2 separate regions of the Homo sapiens genome follow, and region 2 is linked to region 1. A link is a loop called in an ENCODE intact Hi-C map of the cell type or tissue named here. Cell type or tissue: PC-3. All regions are shown on one strand. Each heading gives the region's core, and the rest is flanking DNA. Links, peaks and the distances in the headings are about the cores only. Region 1 overlaps LINC-PINT (long intergenic non-protein coding RNA, p53 induced transcript). Region 2 overlaps LOC105375508 (a long non-coding RNA gene).

Region 1 (10,339 bases), core at 3,197-5,696:
GTTTGATTGATTGACCTGCTCTGAGTTTAAGGCACGTGCTGGTCACTGTGGGAGCCATTAAAGAAGGTATTGTTCTGTGGCCGCCAGGAACAGATAGCCCAGCTGGGGACAAGACAAAAAAGCAGGGGGCATTAAGGAACAGACAGCAGAAAGGAACATGTCACAAGTGCACAATTAATCGCCAAATATATGGCTCAAGAAGGGGTGGTGATCAAACCAGATAATGTCTGTGAAAGTGCCTCTCTCCTGTCAAACTCCCAATTCCGAGCAGTCCTACAGTCGGCCCCTTCCACAGGGCGTAGCCCTGTCATTCCACCTCAAACGTCGTACACACTCGGCCTGTCCTACAAAGCCCTTCGTGATAAGGCCTGCTTCTCCTTCCCACCTTGTGGGACCCCCGACCCTGGAACCCCGAGCTGCAGAGCTGGAGAGAATGCACTCTGTTGTTTGGTATACGTGTTCCTTGAAACATTCACTCCTCCCCATTTTCCTTCGGTGTTTAACCTGTTCTTCCTTTAAAATTCGGCTTTTCCTTTAAAATCCAGCCTGGAGCTCCCCAATGAAGACTTCTGTGGCGCTGCAGGCAAAACTCACCACCTGCAGAGTCTCTGCTCTCCCTTGTCAAATACGCGTTTGTGACATACATTGGAAGGCATCGGGCACATTTCTGTCATCTGTGTGACTGTGGACCTCTGCCGCAGGGGTCATGTCCTTTCCCTTTACAGTGCTTGATGAGGTACACGTCTTGTCAATGTTTGTCACGGACTGAAACTTAACACATTAGAGAGGACAGCAAAGTCAGTTGACTCTAAATTGTTAAGGCACAAGCTCTGTGAGTTCAGAAGAGACATGTGCCAGAATCGGTCCAGGGAGGTTCTTAGAACCTACCAGTTCTAAGTAGGAGTTCTTAGAACCTACCAGTTCTAAGTAGGAATTCTTAGAACTGGAAGGTCAAAGCTTTGTACATGTGAAATAGATCAAACAATAAAAAGAATTCCATGTAGAATAGCTCAGTGTCTGTGGCTCCTAATGGCTCCCCCATTCTCTGCACCAGCCAGCGGGAGGAGAAAGCCTGCAGAGTGGGGGCAGCGGAGACAGAACATCTTAACCCCAGCAGAGGCTTTATCTAAGGAAGTAGAGCGAATGCCCTGAAGGTGGGTTGGACTTAGGTGGTGGAAAGGTTTCAAATGCACTCTGTTATCTTGCAGGTAGTGGCTGCCATTTATTACTTTAGAAAACCATGGCGACTTCATCAAAGTGGTGTTTTAGAAAGATGATCCAGGGCCGTCTTTTCCCTTTGAGAGTGGGAGGTGCCCTGTGGCCCTACCTTCATTTTCTGTGATGGTATTCCCAGTGGTTTCCTCCCTGTGGCTTTGCGGCTTAGTGGTGAACCAAGAGGCTTAGGATGCAGGTGCAAAGCCCCTCTACTCTTTAATGCCTCACTTCAAGGTGCAGGATCTTTCCCTCTGTAAACAAAGGCTTTCCTTCTGGCACTGCCCTTGACCTGCTCAGAGCTGTTCTCTGATCCTTTGGGTCTCTCTGCCCTCGTGACTGGCAGTGACCTGCTAGGCAGCAACCCCCACGCAGCAGGTGGTCCTCCAGAGCTGAGTCACCACCCCGGGAACCGTGCCCTGGTGAGGCCATCCAAGGTAGACCGGCACAGGGCGGGTGTGAGTGGCCTCTCCACCTGGCCCCTCGGTCTGGGAGGGCTCTTTCAGCTTGACAGAGAGAGCAAAGGAAACTCGGATTTTTGGCAAAGCAGAAAAACATTTTACCTGTGATCACAGTTATGGGCCTTGGTCAGTCATTTGATTTCAGCACACCCAAATTGTCCATTTACAGATACCTTGAGACATGGAAAGGGAGGAAATTTTTTAATGATGTTTTAAGATTCTGTTTGACCTCATGAATTAAGAGCGGTGAGAAGTAATAGAACACGGAGAGATACCTAAGCCATTGATTGATATTGTAGGCAATAAACAAGTGAGATTCAGATTATTTTTAAAAATTTTTTTCATGGGCACTGATGGATGTTTAAAAAATTATGACGTGTTCTGTTCATGACGCGTTCTGTTCATTTCCAGAGAAGAGAAAAATGTGGTTGCTTTTGAAAGGAGGTTTTTTGTTTTGTTTTGTTTTGTTTTTAAACGTCTAGCTTATTCATTACACCAGCGAATAGCAATGACCTCAGTCTAAAAAGCAAGTTAACCATCATCTCTCTCCTTGCCTGGGAAAAGAAGCCTTTATCTAAGTAGCCAAAAGATGGGCAAGGCTGACCACCCAGTCATTTCGGCTGATCAGGATTTTCCAAAAAACAAAAAGCTCTCTGTTTTCACAACTGAGTGACAACTCTTAGGAAATACTACCAGCTTACTCAGTTTGAGTAAGGCCATGGAGAAGTCTGGTGACAGTCAGTTGCCTGGATGCACATGTTACACATGGCTAACGATGCTGTCACCACTGGGAGCTTTCAGAATTGGAGAAAATAACACCGTGTCTCTTGCTTTCTGAACATGGAATTTTTAACTTTTTTTTTTTTTTTTTCTGGAGACAGAGTCTCGCTCTGGCGCCCAGGCTGGAGTGCAGTGGCATGATCTCAGCTCACTACAACCTCCACCTCCCGGGTTCAAACAATTCTCCTGCCTCAGCCTCCCAAGTAGCTGGGATTACAGGTGCCCACCACCACGCCTGGCTAATTTCTGTATTTTTAGTAGAGATGGGGTTTTGCCATGTTGGCCAAGCCGGTGTTGAACCCCTGGCCTCAGGTGATCCACCCACCTCAGCCTCCCAAAGTGCTGGGATTACAGGCATGAGCCACCCCATGCCCAGCTGGAATTTTTTAACTTAAAAAAAAAAAGTTTCAGTGTTTGTCCTTACCCATTATGTGCCCAGTTAGTTCTATACCAGTGAAAGTTCCCCCCAAAAGAAAAAGAAAAAGAAAAAAAAGACTGTCATTTTCTTGAGCAGCTTTCTTGAGCTCTGTGTGTGTATGCCTATGTCTGGGGCATACACAAGGACTCTGGCAGGCCCACTAAACTCTACCACGTAGTTGCCAGATATGCTGTAAACTGTCACCTGGAAGTTGGGATTTACTCTTTTATTTTTCTGTTTATTTTGCATGAGTACTGTATGTATAAAAAAGTAGCCACATATGGATGGTCAAAGGGTTTCCTAGAAATATGGATAGTCAGAGGGCTTCCTAGAAATATGGATGGTCAAAGGTATCCTAGTTTTTCAGGTAAACTCCACTAGAAACCAGAACCATATCCCAATTCCATAGCCTTTATTATTTCAGATCAATAGAAGCAGAATCAAAATGCATTTGGAGCTTAGAGGTCAATTGATTTGGAAACCACTCCGGTGCAAAGAATCTCTAGATTCATTGATTTTGGAGTATTGTTTAGGGGAAAAGGACTTTAAAGGCTGGGCGGGGAAGCTTTATTCCTTTTTTTTTTTTTTTTTTTTTTTTTTTTTTCAGAAGACATTTATGAGTTTATTGATTTGGCACATTTCCAGAGGACAATTCAGTGACATATACCAACATGTACAACAGATTCATCTTTTGACCCAACTTTTTCACTCTTTTTTTTTTTATTTTTTTTTATTTAATGTTTTTTTTTTATTATACTCTAAGTTTTAGGGTACATGTGCACATTGTGCAGGTTAGTTACATATGTATACATGTGCCATGCTGGTGCGCTGCACCCACTAACGTGTCATCTAGCATTAGGTATATCTCCCAATGCTATCCCTCCCCCCTCCCCCGACCCCACCACAGTCCCCAGAGTGTGATATTCCCCTTCCTGTGTCCATGTGATCTCATTGTTCAATTCCCACCTATGAGTGAGAATATGCGGTGTTTGGTTTTTTGTTCTTGCGATAGTTTGCTGAGAATGATGGTTTCCAATTTCATCCATGTCCCTACAAAGGACATGAACTCATCATTTTTTATGGCTGCATAGTATTCCATGGTGTATATGTGCCACATTTTCTTAACTTTATAACCTGTGTGGGGCAGGAGAATTAACCTGCTTTTGGATTAGAGGCTGCAAAAAAGCCAGTTCTGGTGACCACACTAAAAAGATTAATGAGCACTTAGCACCAAATTAAATACCCCCCTGCCCCCGCCTTTATGAAAGTGGAGTTCATAGTACAAATGTGACAGCGTTAAACATTGAAGCCATTCGAAGGAACCTGGGAAGTACTCAGGCACCGATGAGTTAAAAACACAGAGACATCCAGTAAGTGAGTTCCCGCTGGGCACGGGTCTGTTTATCTTGCCTTTCTGAAGTCAGAGCCAACATTCTTAATGGTTTTGAATGATTCAGAATGTTTCTTTTTTGGCAGGGCCAGTTTCCACGCATGGGCTTATGACTAAAACCCCTTAGGTGAGGTCCAAAGCAGAAACCAGCCTCACACTTAATGTCGTATTTCAGAATCATCTTATTTTAGAGCAAAAGGAAAACTATTAAATATAGCTTGCTTATTTCAGACATGAAGGGACGGAACCAGGGAGGCTTTGGTCAGCCAGAGGTCACAGGACTGGAGAGAGAGGCCAGCCCGAGGCAGACCTCTGGGTTCTGGGCCCAGCCCTCCCTCCTCTGCACCACACAGCTCTTGTCCAGACCTCGGAAGGAGGTTCCAGCGTGGCCTCAGCCTCCCGCTGGAAGAGGCAGCTTGCCCTTTGAGATCGTTTAGAAAACGACTTGGGTCAGAAAGGAGAACTTCATTTTTACAAAATGAAACAAATCAGTTATTTGCCATAGACAGCTTTTTCAAAATATCCTTTGCCAGTGTGTCGTGAATGTATTAGCTCTGGGACAGAAACAAGAATAATAACAATTCTATCTACTATATGCCAAAAGAAGAGACTTGATATACTTCTTTTTTTTTTTTTTGGATGAGAATGAACTTATGCCACACTAGTTCTTAATAAAACAAACTGAATCCTTACCACAGGAGAAAGAATTGAGCAATGTTCTAAGAACAGGCTGTCCTCTTTGGGGCACTGAGTGAATGTAATATTTAGAAGATGCCCTTGAAGCTCACAAGTGCCTCTTGGGATGGAGTAAAGGGGGAGAAACGGCGAGAGAACTCGGACAGAGAAGCTGTCCATGGGAGGAGAAGGCCTTGGGAAGAGCCATCGACTCACCCCCTTCCTGCTTGATTGAGGACTTTGGGAATCACAGATGCCATAGGAGAGAACCCATTTCTTCAAAGCCAGGAGGTGAACCGGCCCACCCCTGCTGTGCCCACCACACTACAGCCAGTAAGGGTTCTCCTCTGGACCTGAGCCACTGTCCCCAAGGGCCAGAAACCAGCCATGTGTGGCGTCCCCAGAAAAGGACATGAGCAGGTACTCAGCCCCGCCACACACATTTGTCTAAGGAGAGAAAGCAAGTCAGCGAAATGGGATCTGCACCAAGATCTCTGCACCCAGGGAGCTGCTGTGGAGTAAATCCTATTTTTCCAGGTGGTGTTTAAACAGCTGTCATTGATCACTTTGCTTTTTTTAATTGATTATTTCGAAACGTGTTTTCCCCCAAAGGATGTTAGTATGTCATAAATATTCAGTTAAGCAACTCCAGGATGATCTTTTAGTAGGAGGAGCTGTCTTTTGGTCCTAGTAACACTAAGTGCCATTTTTTCCCTCTTCTAAGCCCATGGAAACAACGTGGAGGAAAAATGATTATATATTTAGCTTCTAGCATGATTTTAGAGATAAATGACAGCCACCTCCCAGACCTCATTCCCAACACCTGTATTAATTTTTATTTTATTTTTATTTTTTTGAGACAGAGTCTCGCTCCATCACCCAGGCTGGAGTGCAGTGCTGTGATCTCTTAGCTCGCCTAATTTTTGTATTTTTAGTAGAGACGGGGTTCCGCCATGTTGGCCAGGCTGCTCTCGAACTCCTGACCTCAAGTGATCCACCTGTCTCGTCTTCCCAAAGTGCTAGGATTACATGCATGAGCCACTGCGCCCCACCTTGTCTTTATTTTTAAAGTAGGCAATTTATTTTAATTTTTTGTGTGTGTATGACAGGGTCTCGTTCTGTCACTGGAGTGCAGTGGCACCATCAAGGCTCACTGCAGCCTCAACCTCCTGGGCTCAAACGATCCTCCTGCCTCAGCCTCCCAAGTAGCTGGGACTACACTCACCACCACACCCAGCTACTTTTAAACTTTTTTGTAGAGACATGCAGTCTTGCTGTGTTGCCCAGGCTGGTCTCGAACTCATGGCCTCAAGCGATCCTCCAGCCTTGGCCTCCCAAAGTGCTGCGATTACAGGTGTGAGCCACCATGCCCAGCCCAGTTTATTTTTAAAAGAGCTACTGGCTGGGCGTGGTGGCTCACGCCTGTAATCCTAACACTCTGGGAGGCCCAGGCGAGTGGATCACCTGAGATCAGGAGTTTAAGACCAGCCTGGCCAACATAGTGAAATCCCATCTCTACTCAAAATACAAAAATTAGCTGGGTGTAGTGGGGCATACCCATAGTCTAGCTACTTGGGAGGCTGAGGCAGGAGAATCACTTGAACCTGGGAGGCGGAGGTTGCAGTGAGCCTAGATCGCACCACTGCCTCCGGCCTGGGCAACAGAGCAAGACTCTGTCTCAAAAAAAAAAAAAAAAAAAAAAAGCTACTGAAGAGAGGAGTTTCGCTGTGTTAAGACCACTGTGCGTCCATAATGGCCTTCCCTCAGATCTCTCTTCCAGGGAGCTAGGGCTGTCTACACATGCTCCGTAGAAACAAATGCACATTTTCTACACGGGAGTGAATTGGAGAGTCGTGGTGGTGATAGTTTAACTGAAATCTACCTTGGATTTTTTTTCTTCTCTGCTTTATATTTGTTTAAAAAAGCATGATCCAGCAAATGCATCAAATTAAAGCTGTGGGTACAGTTCTCCTAACAGAAAATCACACAGTAAGCTGGGACAATGGAACAGAAAGCAGTGGGTATTGTTTTCTTCTTAAGATTTTTATATTCACATTGGATGAGAATGTCTCCTAACCCTCCCCTTGCTGTTGTTCTTGGAATGGGTACCTTATTCATGGCCTCCTTACATAGAGGGAGCAGATTCAGGACAGAGGCTCTGCATGCTCCTGGGTCCCTCCTAAGCGAGCACTCCCCTCCACTGCTCCTCCTGTTCGGCATGCTAGATTTTCTGTGCACTTGCAGTCATACGGAAACTGGCTTCCTTCTTAGCTGTGCGTGTGAAAGTCACCCCAGTGTTTCACCTGCAGTGTGAGTGTAATTTGGGGTCCCATGACATGATCATCTTCCTTTTGATTTCTAAAGCTAGGGTCAGGGAAGGGGACTCGTTTTGAGCCAAAGGGCATTTTAAGGGCATCATTTCATATGTTCACTGTCTGCAGCCAACACTGCACTCTAGACAAATGGGTACCTTTATGTCCCATTTATTAAGACATCCTGCAAAAGGGGCTCCTGGCCCCTGTGGGAAGCTTGAAAGGAACAGACCATATCCTGTTTCTTTTTGCTCATACCTCTGTGGTGAGATCTTATTCTGACCCCATAGTCTGGTGCCATACCTGTGGGTCCCTGTATCTCCTAGAATTCCCCCTATGCTAGTGTTTAGCCCGTGTAATGACAGTTATCTGTCCACAGGGCTGTATCCCCCGCCAGCTTGTAAACTCCATGAAGACCGGCCCTGCGTCTCACTCACTCCTGTCCACAGCAGTGCCTCCCACATGTTAGGTCTTAACAAACATCTGTTTCTTCTACTCTTCATAAAATCCACGCTTCTTCTCACCCCCCCGTCATCCCTGATCCCAGCTAACTTTGACCCTGTGTGCGGGGGCGGGGGATCTACATGTGGGCTCCACCCCCGCACGCCTGCTGCCCTGTCATCTCTGATCCCTGGCGGTGGGATGTCTACCATGGCTCTGCCCAATCCCCCACTGTCTTCACCCCTGCCACATCTGGCATGATTTTACCGTCCCCTTCCTAGAGTTCTCCCTTTCTCCCCTGCCCAGGCTGCACCCCTGGAGAGCCCAGCTCAGGCCCCTGGCCCCTATGAAGCCTCTCCTGAATAATCCATCAGCCTGCCCTGAGCTCATCCAGTCTCCAATGACGATTGTGCTCTCCACCAGCAGGACACACCGGAGCACTTTCTCTGTCCCTGAGAATTGGACTCCATTCCACAGTTAGGTCCTGGGTCACATACAGACATTTCACATCCCCTCCTCAGTATTCCCCAGCAGCGTGCAGCACAGTGCGGGCTTCTAGGAGGCAGTCGGTGGATATTTACCCATGATTTTAAGAGGTCTGTCTTGACCAGGAATGTTGAGAAGTGACCTGTGTCTCTGCAGCATTGCTGCTAGTTAGTCCCTCGTGGAAGAAGTGGCATGTCCCTCCTGTGTCTGGCTCACGGGGACCGGCGCCTCCTGTGTTTGCCCCCGCCATGCCCTGTGGTTTCCTTTGACACCCTCTGTCATTGTCTATTTTTATGTTTTAAACTTCAGTGGGATTTACCTCTCGTTTGCTCCCATATCCTCCTGGTAAATTGTAAACTTGGTGAATCAATGATGAGTAATCAGTAGGCAGAAATGGTTGGAATTTCCTGGTCCCAGTTTCAGATCATATCTGTCTTTCCCCAGACTCCTAACTTCCTGTTGGGACATCCCTTGGTCTGGCCTTTCCCTCCAGAGAAGCCCCCAGACCCACCCGCAGCCTTGATTTACTGATGCCTAATCTTATTTTAGTCTTTCACACCAGTTTTTAACAACTCGACTGTATAGATCTTCTGGAAATTTTACCCAAAAATGTTAGATGTGCCATCCCCTCACAGGGGAAAGTGGTGGGGTGGTGGGGGTTAATGTGTTGAAAATCTATGTATCTTGTATTTTATTTGAGTCAGCTGTGTTTTCACAACAACTCTGAGAGTTAACATCATTTCTACTTTATAAATTAAAAAAACAAAACAAAAACAAAAAACTAAAGCCCCAAAAGGATTGAATAGCTTGCCAAGGCTGTGTAACAAGTGAAATTTGAATCCGGGTCTGTATGATCCCAAAGCTTAAGCTGCCCGTCTTTCTATTCCCAGTTCAAACGTGCCTTGAAATGGGAGCTCACTTGATAGTACTTGGCTTTTAAAAGGCTACGTACATGTAAGTACCTTCACTCAAATATGCTGGGGCTCAGTAGGAGAAGCAAAGAGAAGGAAAAGGTATTGATTGATCGATTTGATTCTAAGCAGAGATTGACAGAGATAAGCTTCTAAGACCTTTCAGGCCCCAGAGTGTGACTGTTGAGCACCTAAGAAGACCTCACTTGACCCGTGACTTCCCGCCAGAGCCTTGGGAAGCCCATGAGTGCAGCGTGCTCGCCGGCTGGGCTGGAACTTGCTGCTCTTCTCTGCAGTGGCAGGCTGGCTTCTGCCCCTAGACTGGAACTGCCAAGGGCTGCTATAGAAGGGACAAACTTCCAGTGCTCACTGAGGAGCCAGGGGTATCCTGGGAAGCTGAAAATGCATTTGTCAAGCTCAGGTCTTCACAATTGAGAAACCCCATCACTAACCCGTACGGTTTTCTTGACCAAAACTTTCAGTGCTCTGTTTTTCCCATCTGTAAATAATGTTCATACATCTAAATCCTAGGAGGTTGCAGGGACAGTGGCTTAGAAAGTCACCACATTCTCTAAAGGAGTGACAGAGAGGATGAAAGAAGCATGCTCTATAATTAGGTTTTATTACATGCTTTTTAAGGTTAATTGAAGGACTTCCCAGCAGCTTCCCTAGCCACTTTTTCAAATACTGAAAGCTTCCAGAAAGCAGCAGACAGGTGTTCCTCACAATCTGACACAGACTTCAGTTACTGTTGAAAAGTGAAAGAGGGCTGGGCGCGGTGGCTCACACCTATAATCCCAACACTTTGGGAGGCCGAGGTGGGCGGATCACCTGAGGTCAGGAGGTCAAGACCAGCGTGGCCAACATGGCAAAACCCCATCTCTACTAAAAATACAAAAATTAGCTGGGTGTAGTGGCACACGCCTAAAACTCCAGCTACTTGGGAGGCTGAGGCATGAGAAAAAATCGCTCGAACCCAGGAGGCGGAGGTTACAATGAGTCAAGATCATGCCACTGCACTCCAGCCTGGGTGACAGAGTGAGACTATCTCACAAAAAAAAAAAAAAAAAGAAAAAAATGAAAGAGCTCCTGTCTGACGTTGGTTTTCTATACCCATTTTTATAATCAGACAATTTTGGAAACATGCTATTATGATAGTGTTTAAATATTCCAGAATTCTGTGTGTTCGGTAGCTTCACGTTGGTTTGATTGTTGTTTTACCCCACTGCCTCTTCCTTCCCATCTGTACTTCT
Region 2 (10,339 bases), core at 3,869-6,368, 52 kb after region 1:
AGGCTTTCTCAGGGTTTCTTTAAGGAAGAAGATTAGAACCATTATAAAGCATTTTAACAAATGCAAAGTACCCTTCTATATAAATTATAACATGTTTTTACTTACTTGATTTCTTCTTTTGGGGGGAAATGAAGCATTGCTTTTGAGTATAATATGGAAGAAGTTTAATAGCACAATTACAGCCGAGTCTTCAAAGTAGAGAAAGAGGCCGAGACCGCCTGTGTGTCCAACCGAGCGCACGTGCACCAGCGGGGCCCGAGCAGAGGCAGCACCCGGCTCTTGTGGGGGAAATGGAGGGAGAGCCACGGTTTAGAGATAGGGAAAGCTGTGGGGCACATTATGCCCTGGGAGGAGAAAGCACAAAACCAGAGGCTCTGAGGGACAAAGAGGAAGGAGGGCAGAGCATGAGGCAGAGCAACCCAACAGCCATGGAGGCTGAAGAGACGATGCAACACCTACAGGAGTTCCGTGAACGTCATAACAAGATCCTCGACCAACTGAATGAACAGTGAGGGCAGGACCGCTTTACTGACATCACCCTGATTGTGGACGGACACCATCTGAAGGCTCACAAGGCCGTTTTGGCTGCTTGCAGTAAGTTCCACAATTCTTTTTTTTTTTTTTTTTTTTGAGATGAAGTCACACTTTGTCACCCAGGCTGAAGTGCAGTGACCCGATCCTGGCTCACTGCAACCTCCACCTCCCGGGTTCAAGCGATTCTCCTGCCTCAGCCTCCCAAGTAGCTGGGACTACAGGCACCCGCCATCACATCTGGCTAATTTTTGTATTTTTAGTGGAGACAGGGTTTTGCCAAGTTGGCGAGGCTGGTCCCAAACTCCTGATCTCAGGTGATCCGCCTGCCTCAGCCACCCAAAACGCTTACAGAGATTACTGTAATCCTTCCCAAAGGGATTACAGGGGTGAGCCACTGGGCCCGGCCGCCTTCTACAAATTCTTTCCAGAGTTTACCCAAGAACCTTTGGTGGAGATAGAAGGTATTAGTAAAATGGCCTTTTGCCATTCAATTGAGTTCACATGTACAGCAAAATTAATGATACAAGGAGAAGCAGCCAGCGATGTATGGAAAGCAGCAGAACATCTACAAATGCTAGAAGCCATCAAAGCCCTTGAAGTTAGGAACAAAGAAAACTCAACTTCAGGCCAGGTGCAGTGGCTCACGCCTGTAATTCCAGCACTCTGGGAGGCCGAGGCGGGCGGATCACCGGAGGTCAGGAGTTCAAGACCGGCCTGGCCAACGTGGCGAAACCCTGTCTCTACTAAAAAATACAAAATTTAGCCGGGCGTGGGGCACCTGTAGTCCCAGCTACTCAGGAGGCTGAGGCAGGAGAATTGCTTGAATGCAGGAGGCGGAGGTTGCAATGAGCCAAGATCGCACCACTGCACTCCAGTCTGGGCAACAAAGCAAGACTCCATCTCAAAACAAAACAAAACTCAACTTCATTAAAGGAAAATACCACAGGAAAAAGTGAGGCCAAAAAAAGTAAAATTGCAGAAACTTCACGTTATCGCTGAGTCACTGCTATCTGCAGAGTCAGACTCTGTTGAAACTGAGGTAGAGAATGCCGAAGACACGACTGAAGCAGAAGATGAAGGCATGGAAACATTCGAGGAAGGGCTTCTGCCCAGCAGTCCATAAAGTACATACAGAGCACAGGTTCCTCTGATGATTCTGCTCCAGCACTGTTGCCAGATATCACCAGCAAGTACTGATACCAGAGTGGGGCAGGGAAATGCTGGATAGAGAAAGGCGGGGTCCCTGGTGAGGGCTCCCCCCTTGGGCCCGTGCTCACGGGCCTACGTGAGGACAGGCACTCCTGTTTTCGCGCCCAAATGTTGCATTTTCCAAGACCACCCTGGCCCACCACACCCCCCATCCTGGGCCTATAAAAACCCCCCGACCCTAGCGGCATAGACACAAGCAGTGGGATGTCTAGAGGAACACAGCGGCAGAAGGGCACACAGGCGGCTAGGCATCGAGAGGAGCAGGGGAATGGAAGAGCACAGGAACAGGCACCTGCACACGCTGGCAGGCCATCAACTGGCAGAACAACGCGGATGCCCAGGGGAATTTGGCAGGGGTGGTAGGAGGACAGTCTGGCCACTGAACAGCCCGACTCCAAGGGAAAACCCCCTTCCCACTCTATCCCTCTTTTGGCTCCCCATCCATCTGCTGAGAGCTACTTCCACCATTCAATAAAACCCTGCACTCATTCCCCAAGCCCACATGTGATCCGATTTTTCCGGCACACTAGGGCAAGAACCCTGGGATACAGAAAGCCCTCTGTCCTTGTGATAAGGCAGAGGGTCTAAGTGAGCTGATTGACACAAGCCGCCTACAGACAGCAAAATTAAAAGAGCACCTGTAACACACGCCCACTGGGGCTTCAGGAGCTGGAAACATTTCCCCCAAGACACTGCCGTGGGGTTGGAGCCCACGACCACAACCTGCCCCCCTAGATGTTTGAGCAGCAGCACCGAAGAAGCTAGCCACGCCCCCATCACACACCCTGTGAGGGGGATAAGGGAGCTTTTCCTGTTTCAGTACCACCAAGGTGACAGAAAAGGGCAGATTAAAGAGGAAGACAGCTGTGCAATCTGACCCCACAAGCAAACAGGAACACATGAAATCACACTTCACTGAGTTTCAACTGTGAAATATGCAACAAAAGGTATCTTCAGGAGAGCGCATGGAAACAGCACCTGAATTGTTACCACCTTGAAGAAGGTGGAGGCAGTAAGAAGCAAAGAGGCCGGGCGCGGTGGCTCACGCCTGTAATCCCAGCACTTTGGGAGGCTGAGACGGGCGGATCACGAGGTCAGGAGATCGAGACCATCCTGGCTAACACGGTGAAACCCCGTCTCTACTAAAAACACAAAAAATTAGCCAGGCGTGGTGGCGGGCGCCTGTAGTCCCAGCTACTCGGGAGGCGGAGGCAGGAGAATGGCGTGAACCCGGGAGGCGGAGCTTGCAGTGAGCCGAGATCACGCCACTGCACTCCAGCCTGGGCGACAGAGCGATACTCCGTCTCAAAAAAAAAAAAAAAAAAGCAAAGAACTGGTGGAAAAATTCATGTATGTCAGTACTGTGAGAAACAGTGTGACCATTCTGGACATTTTAAAGAACAGGTGAAAAACCTTTTGAATATCCAAATTGTCATGAACAATTTGCTAGAAATAGCCCCCTCAAATGTCACCTCACTGCATGCCAAATGAGTAGGGGCAAAAAAAGGAAGAAAGAAGCTCATGAGTGCCAGGTCTGCAACAGTGTGTTTAACAGCTAGAACCAGTTCAAATATCACTCAGTAATACATACTAGAGGTAAACCCAACCATTGTACTTTATGTGACTTGTGGTTTATGCAAGGAAATGAATTAAGGAGGCATCTCAGTGATACAATATATCAAAGCGTCTAGTAATGGGAGAAGTTCTTTCAGCAGAAACACAGGTACAAGCTGAACCTGTGACATCAATGATATTATAGAACAAGCTGGGAGGTACACGTGCTCCCACTGTTTCAGGTCCAGGTGGATTCAGCACAAGCGATCGTGGAACACGTCCACCCAGAACCACGCAGGGATAGCCAGGTGCCCGACACACAGGAGTGAGCTTCCAGAGCAGGTCCAAGTGAGTTACCTAGCAGTGGGCTGAATTCAGCCTGAAGAAGGTACTGAAGTACACGGAGAGGAGCCGCATGTGGAACGGGAAAATCAGATGCCAGTGGAAGTACAAAGTGAACTTCCAGAAGCAGGCTTCGTCCACATGACCCCAGAAATCATGACCCAAGAGAAGACAGAGCCTAGCCAAGCAGATGCTGAGGCTGCCAGGGAAGATCACGAAGATGCTGAGGATTAGAGACCGTGCTGACAGCACATTCTGAAGCTGAAAAGGCAGAGAATGAGGGCAGAACAGCTATGCCAGTTTTAGAATGAAATTACACATGAATATATTTTAAAATATAATTGTTGGGTTTCTGAACCGATTATAGGCAGTATGACTGTCGTTCAGCTAACAGACAAGTGGACCAAAGTTAAGCTATTTCCTGTTGTTTCTGTTTCTGTTGGAACAAGTCAATTCCCCTCCCCAAACTTAATGCCACAGCAGAGGGATCTTTCCCATAACTGAAGAGATCTTTTCTGTAACTTAAATGGATTATATTCTTATCATATAGTGGGGTACGAATGTATCTATGTTCATTGTGGTAAAAGTTCTCCCTTTTCTCTTTCCCAGGTCATGTTCTTCCTCAAATTTTTTCCATATTGTGAAATCAAACTTAAATCATTAGAATACAAGTTTATGTATTCTAATGCATAGTAGAAAATCAAATATATAGGAAACACAAGGCTGCATGATGAAAAGTACATTGTTACTGTGCAGCTGAATTTTGGCTTCTGGCTTTCTTTAGTCTGAACAAATGTTCTTGTCTAGCCCTGTAGTCACCGATGCTGTCTCTGCAACACAAAGAGTGGTGGTGGGAAAATTTTTAGAATATTAAAACACACACACACACGTGCCTTTTCAAAACCGACTAAACTCCTATAAAGCATCTCTGGTTCTTTCAAAGTTTGTATTGTAAGGAGCAATGTAGACAATGCTATGATACTTTATATTTTTACTTATAATGACAACCACCAGTTCTTTTCACTTAAGTTAGGTTGAGAAATTTTATTTAGTGGCAGCTGAAGGGCAATTTTCAATTGGGAAAATTCATTTACATCTGTGGTCAACTTTCTTTTGATGAAAAGTTGCACTAGTATTTTACCACCAGATAAAAAAAAAGATGAGCATTGTTTAAAAATTAATGTATTTAAAATAAAGTACAGAGAAAAACATGTCTATAATTATCAGGCTTTGTTTTGAATGGAATCTTTTCCCCCAGTCCTTAATGTAAAGACCCTGTGCTATAACTTTTAAAGCCATACAAATAAGAGTGCTAAACTGTGGACTTAAAAGTAGGTGTATAAATATTTTTAATCAATATTACTTAGAAAATAAAATCTAACAAACACATTTTAAAAAATAGAGTAAGAAACTTCACAAGATGATCTCAAGGTAAGAAACATACTATTGGTTTCACATGTCAGCTTTTAAGAGATTTGTTACAGACTGAAAGGGGAGTGAGTGGTTGCAGCAGACACTGTGACCAGCTTTCAAATAATGATCGTGCCTTGAGTCATTTCTGAGAAATGGGTAAACAAATTCTTTCACTTTTACTGCTGGATTATGTTGCTCAAACTCATCTGCTTTGTACCCATTTGAAAGCTCCATCACACATTATTTTGGAAATGGTCATCCTGAGTCAGACTGAGTAATCCCAGTTAATGAGTTTGGTTTCCCTCTCATCTGGTTTTTACTCAATCTTCTGTATTTATCCCATTTTTTTTTCTTTCCTCAGAGATGCCAGACCACATCATCCTAAACACTAACGAGCAAGAAGGAAATTTCCATGTTAGCGGAGGGACCCCACTAAGGTTAGGGTGCCGTACAATGTGTTGTCCAAACCAAGACATGTTAGAGAATGAAAGGGGGACCATTTTAATAATTATGCTGGGGCAGTAAGTATAAACTGAATACCCTAACTAAAGAAATAAACAAAAAACATATGTAAAGGTGGTCAACTTCATTAGTTATCAAAGCAACAACAAAATGAGACCATCATACACCCACCAGATTGGCAAAAATTAAAAAGTACAACAGGCCGGGCGCAGTGGCTCACGCCTGTAATCCCAGCATTTTGGGAGGCCGAGGTGGGCAGATCACGAGGTCAGGAGATTGAGACCATCCTGGCTAACACGGTGAAACCCTGTCTCTACTAAAAATACAAAAAAAAAAAAATTAGCTGGGCGAGTTGGCAGATGCCTGTAGTCCCAGCTACTCGGGAGGTTGAGGCAGGAGAATGGCGTGAACCCGGGAGGTGGAGCTTGCAGTGAGCTGAGATCGCGCCACTACACTCCAGCCTGGGCGACAGAGCAAGACTCCGTCTCAAAACAAAAAAAAAATGTACAACAATACCAAGCACTGGTAAACATATGGAGCAGCTGGAACTCACAGTGTTGGGAGCGCATTTTAAATCATTTTTGAAAACAATGTCACATGATCTAGCAGAGACGAACATGCATGCATCCTACGATTCAGCAACTTCACACCCATGAGACAGGTACTAGGATATTTACAGAAGCATTGTTTCCAAAAGCCTAAAACTGAAAACAACACAAATATACCTTAACATTAACATTGATACATGTATTATTTATCAAAAATAACTGACTGATTACTTGATTGAGTGGGTCTCACTATATTGCCTAGGCTGGTCTTGAACTCCTGGGCTCAAGCAATCCTCCCGCCTCAGTCTCCTGAGTAGCTGGGATTACAGGTGCATGCCTGGCAAAATAGATACATTAAAAAATAGCTACATTCATCTATATAGATAAACCTTATAAACACTGCATTCATTCAAAGAAACAAATTAAAATACTGACACTTATATAAGTCCAAAATAGCTCAAACTGAACAAAAAAATACATGCTTTGGTGGTAAAACTGTAACTAAAAGCATTGCTCTTATTAACCCCAAAGTTAGGATGGTGGTGAGCTCCTTGACAGAGGGAAGGGCACATTAAGGAGAGGCTTCTAAGACCTTGGAATTATTTTATTTATTAACCTGGATGATGGTTACATAGAATTTATCTCTCATGTAGAAAAACATTGTATAAACAGAATAATATAAGAAGTGTGATGGAGGCCCCAGAGCAGTGGTTCACGCCTGTAATCCCAACACTTTGGGAAGCCAAGGTGGGCGGATCACTTGAGCCCAGGAGTTCAAGACCAGCCTGACCACCATGGCAAAACCCTGTCTCTACAGAAAATACAAAAATTAGCTGGGTGTGGTGGCATGCGCCTGTAGTCCCAGCTACCTGGGAGGCTGAGACATGAGAATTGCTTGAACCCAGGAGTTCCAAGCTGCAGTGAGCCGAGATCACGCCACTGCACCCCAGTCTGGGCAACAGAGTGAGACCCTTTCTCAAAAAAAAATTTTTTTTTAAGTGTAAAATCTGTGATAGCCATTAGAGCTGGTTATCTTCTGGGCAGCTATATGATTATTTCTTGTGGCCCTCTGTGGCTGGGTAGGGCCATGTAACTAGTCTGGCCAATAACTTGCGATCAGAGGTGATGTGTGTTAGCTGGGCACGGTGGCTCATGCCTATAATCCCAGCACTTTGGGAGGCCAAGGCAGGTGGATCATTTGAGGCTAAGAGTTGGAGACCAGTCTGGCCAACAAGGCAAAACCCCCTCTCTACTAAAAATACAAAAATTAGCCAGGTGTGGTGGCGGGCACCAATAATCCCAGTTACACAGGAGGCTGAGGCAGGAGAATCGCTTGAGCCCAGGAGGAGGTTGCAGTGAGCCGAGATCGCACCACTGCACTCCAGCCTGGGCGACAGAGACAAAAAAAAAAAAGAAAGAAAAGAAAAGAAATGATGCATGTCATTTCCAAGCCAAGCATTTGGTTGCCTTTGCTGCGCCCTCCAGAGCCTTCTTTTCCCCTGACATGGTGACTGGCATTGTTCCAGATAGCAGCTGTTCCCTCAGCCCACAGTGAGGACAGCATGGATTGGGGTCCTCAGCCAACCTGCAACCTGCAATGTACAGTGAGCAAGAAGTAAACCTTTGTTGTTTTAAGCCACTGCAATCTGTTACCACAGCATTACCCTGCCTTTCCTGATGATAAGGAGAATGTCAGGAAGAGGTGGGTTCAGGGAAGGCAGGCAACATTTAAGATGAGACTTGGTTAAAGAAAAAAGGAGTTAATCACGGGAAGAGTTGAAGAAAGAGTATTTCCGACAGAAGAAACTGCTGAATACTAAGACCCTGCAGTGGGAATGAATTTTGAGGGACAAAAAGAATGCCAGTGAAGAGAGTAGTAAGAAAAGAAGAGAAAAATAAAACATGTGATCAGAGAGGTTGGCAGGGACCACAGCAAGTACACACTGTAGACTGTGGTGAAGAATCTGGAGTTTACTCCTAGGCAGCCACTGGTGGGTTCAGTTCAGAGGATGATGTGATACAGATCACATTTTAAAGGTGGGTAATTCTTGCTTGGAGGATGTGTTGGGGAGGCCAAGCATGGAACCATGGAGCCCACTTAGAAAGCGGGTACTGGTGAGAGATGATGGTGCCTTGAACTTCAGTGGTAGCAGGCAAAAAATAAGTAAAATTTGGGGAATGTGTTTTGCAGGTGCACCTGGCAGAAGGCAATTGAGGGATCACAGGTGACCCTTATGTCTCTCAGTTGAGCTACTATTTGATGAGGCTGTTTACTGAAATGGGGGCAAATGAGAACAGGCTTGCAGAGAGGGAAGGAAGTTAATTTTTGCTGTCTTAGCTTTCAAATCCATTTGACATCCACGTGCATATGTTAGATGAACTACTAGAGAGGCAACCCCATTTCTCAAGGGAATGCCCAGAGCTAAAAATGTCTACATTTGGGAGTCACTAGCATATAAGTGATATTTAAGTCGAGGGACCAGATTAGATCATCTAGAGAGGGAATTTATTTATTTATTTATTTATTTATTTATTTTTCTTGAGAGGGAGTTTCGCTCTGTCACCCAGGCTGGAGTGCAGTGGCGCGATCTTGGCTCACTGCAACCGCTGCCTCCCAGGTTTAAATGATTCTCCTGCCTCAGCCTCCCAAGTAGCTGGGACTACAGGCATGCGCCACCACACCCAGCTAATTTTTGTATTTTTAGTAGAAACGGGGTTTTGCCATGTTGGCCAGGCTGGTCTCAAACTCCTGACCTCAGGTGATCCACCCGCCTCGGCCTCCCAAAGTGCTGGGATTACAGGCATGAGCCACCACACCCGGTCTAGACAGGGAATTTAAATAGAAAAAAAGATGTGGAAATAGGTGAAAAGACAGACAAACGTGTGGTCACTAGAGCCAAAGGAAAAACATATTTTGAGTGCTTTTGAGAGGTCGAGTGAGACGTGAGTATTGACAGTATTTTAACATGGAGGCTATCAGTAGCTTTGACCAGAAAAGCTTTAATGGAGTTAGGGAGGGGAAAGCCAGATTGAGGAAGTTGAAGAGAGAATGGAGGAGAATGAAGAAAAAAGAAAAGAAAAGAAGAGAGAGAGAGAGAAAGAAAGAAAAAAGAAAGAAAGAGAATTTCCATAAGTTTTACTCTGATAGGGAACAAAAAGTGAGATGGAGCCTGGGCGGAGTCCTGTGGGAAGGGCAGATTTTTCTTCTCTTAAGATGGGAGATACTTGGGTGTGTTTATTTGCTGATGCTGTTGAGTAGGCAGGAGTGAACTGAAGACAAAGGAGATTAATAGATTAATTCACAAGGGAAGAAATGGGTCTGATCCAGAGGAGAGATCCTTCAACCAAGGATGGCAAAGGCAGGCAGATGTTGGTCTTACTGATGAAACTACAAAGGATTGCTCTTTAATTGTGGCTATTTTTACTGAGTTATGAACAAAATAAATGGAATAATATTTGATGAATATTAAATAAAAACTGAATAAAGACCTGAAACTGCATATTGAAAGGATGCCCATGAAGCAAATAATGGAAGGCCCTATATGTTTCTTGGTTAATATTAAATTTTAAGAGCAAAGAATAAATTCTATCAGCATGTAAACAGAAAATAAAGTTTACAAACAAAGGAAAAAGTCAGGCTGCATTTTGGTCCAGCCATGATGGAATAGTTTATATCAAGATTATAAATGTCCTACAGAAAACAACTGTAAAAGATATACCATATACATTAAAAAACTGTTTTAAATTTTTGGAGAGCATGTAACTAAGACAGGATTTGAGGAACTGTGATACCTGAGACCAGTGAGGCCAACCTCATGTTTACTGCCTTTTTCCTTGAAGGCACTTGCTATTTCACAGCAAAGCAACGGAACAGGGGTCCAACAGAAACAGCAGATGGAATTTAGGAAATATCTGTTTCATAATTCAAAAATGATACAATTGTATAAGCAGAAAATTAAAAAGAATCAACAGATGGACGATTAGAAATAATGAATTAGCAAGGACATGGGACACAAGACTTATAATAAAAAGTCAATATTTTTTACAGTGAGGCTCAAAGGACTTTGTTGAAGGCTATACTCTAAAATACTAAGGCATTAAATGCATATTTTAAATTTGCCCTTTAAGTTTTGGGGTGGTTGAGAAATTCAGTAAAAAATATTTCCAAATAACATGCAGAAGTTGTTTTTAAGCTTAAAAGCTCATATTTTAGCTACACCCACACAGATGATGTAGAAAACAGCTGAATTTCGGTGTATCTGAATGGTCCAGATTAT

What was found. Peaks named below come from ENCODE experiments on the same cell type or tissue, not always from the same donor. Only the 100,000 strongest peaks of a DNase experiment are listed, where the experiment ranks them.
Region 2: it touches region 1 in a loop (2.2-fold over the local background); 2 of 110 quality-filtered maps call a loop at or near these places.

Annotation. Positions count from the first base shown.
Region 1 is chr7:130,885,592-130,895,930 of GRCh38, reverse strand. All of the region lies in intron 6 of LINC-PINT (long intergenic non-protein coding RNA, p53 induced transcript), which reads left to right. Among named protein-coding and RNA genes, the nearest start is that of MIR29B1, 13 kb to the right of the region's middle. RefSeq lists an enhancer at 8,255-9,454. In PC-3, for the core only: no CTCF peak of the experiment used is centred there; a DNase peak (open chromatin) is centred at 4,300; H3K27ac peaks cover 2,036 bases.
Region 2 is chr7:130,833,815-130,844,153 of GRCh38, reverse strand. All of the region lies in intron 3 of LOC105375508 (a long non-coding RNA gene), which reads right to left. It also overlaps the pseudogene LOC100133252. Among named protein-coding and RNA genes, the nearest start is that of MIR29A, 38 kb to the left of the region's middle. In PC-3, for the core only: no CTCF peak of the experiment used is centred there; a DNase peak (open chromatin) is centred at 5,313; H3K27ac peaks cover 2,158 bases.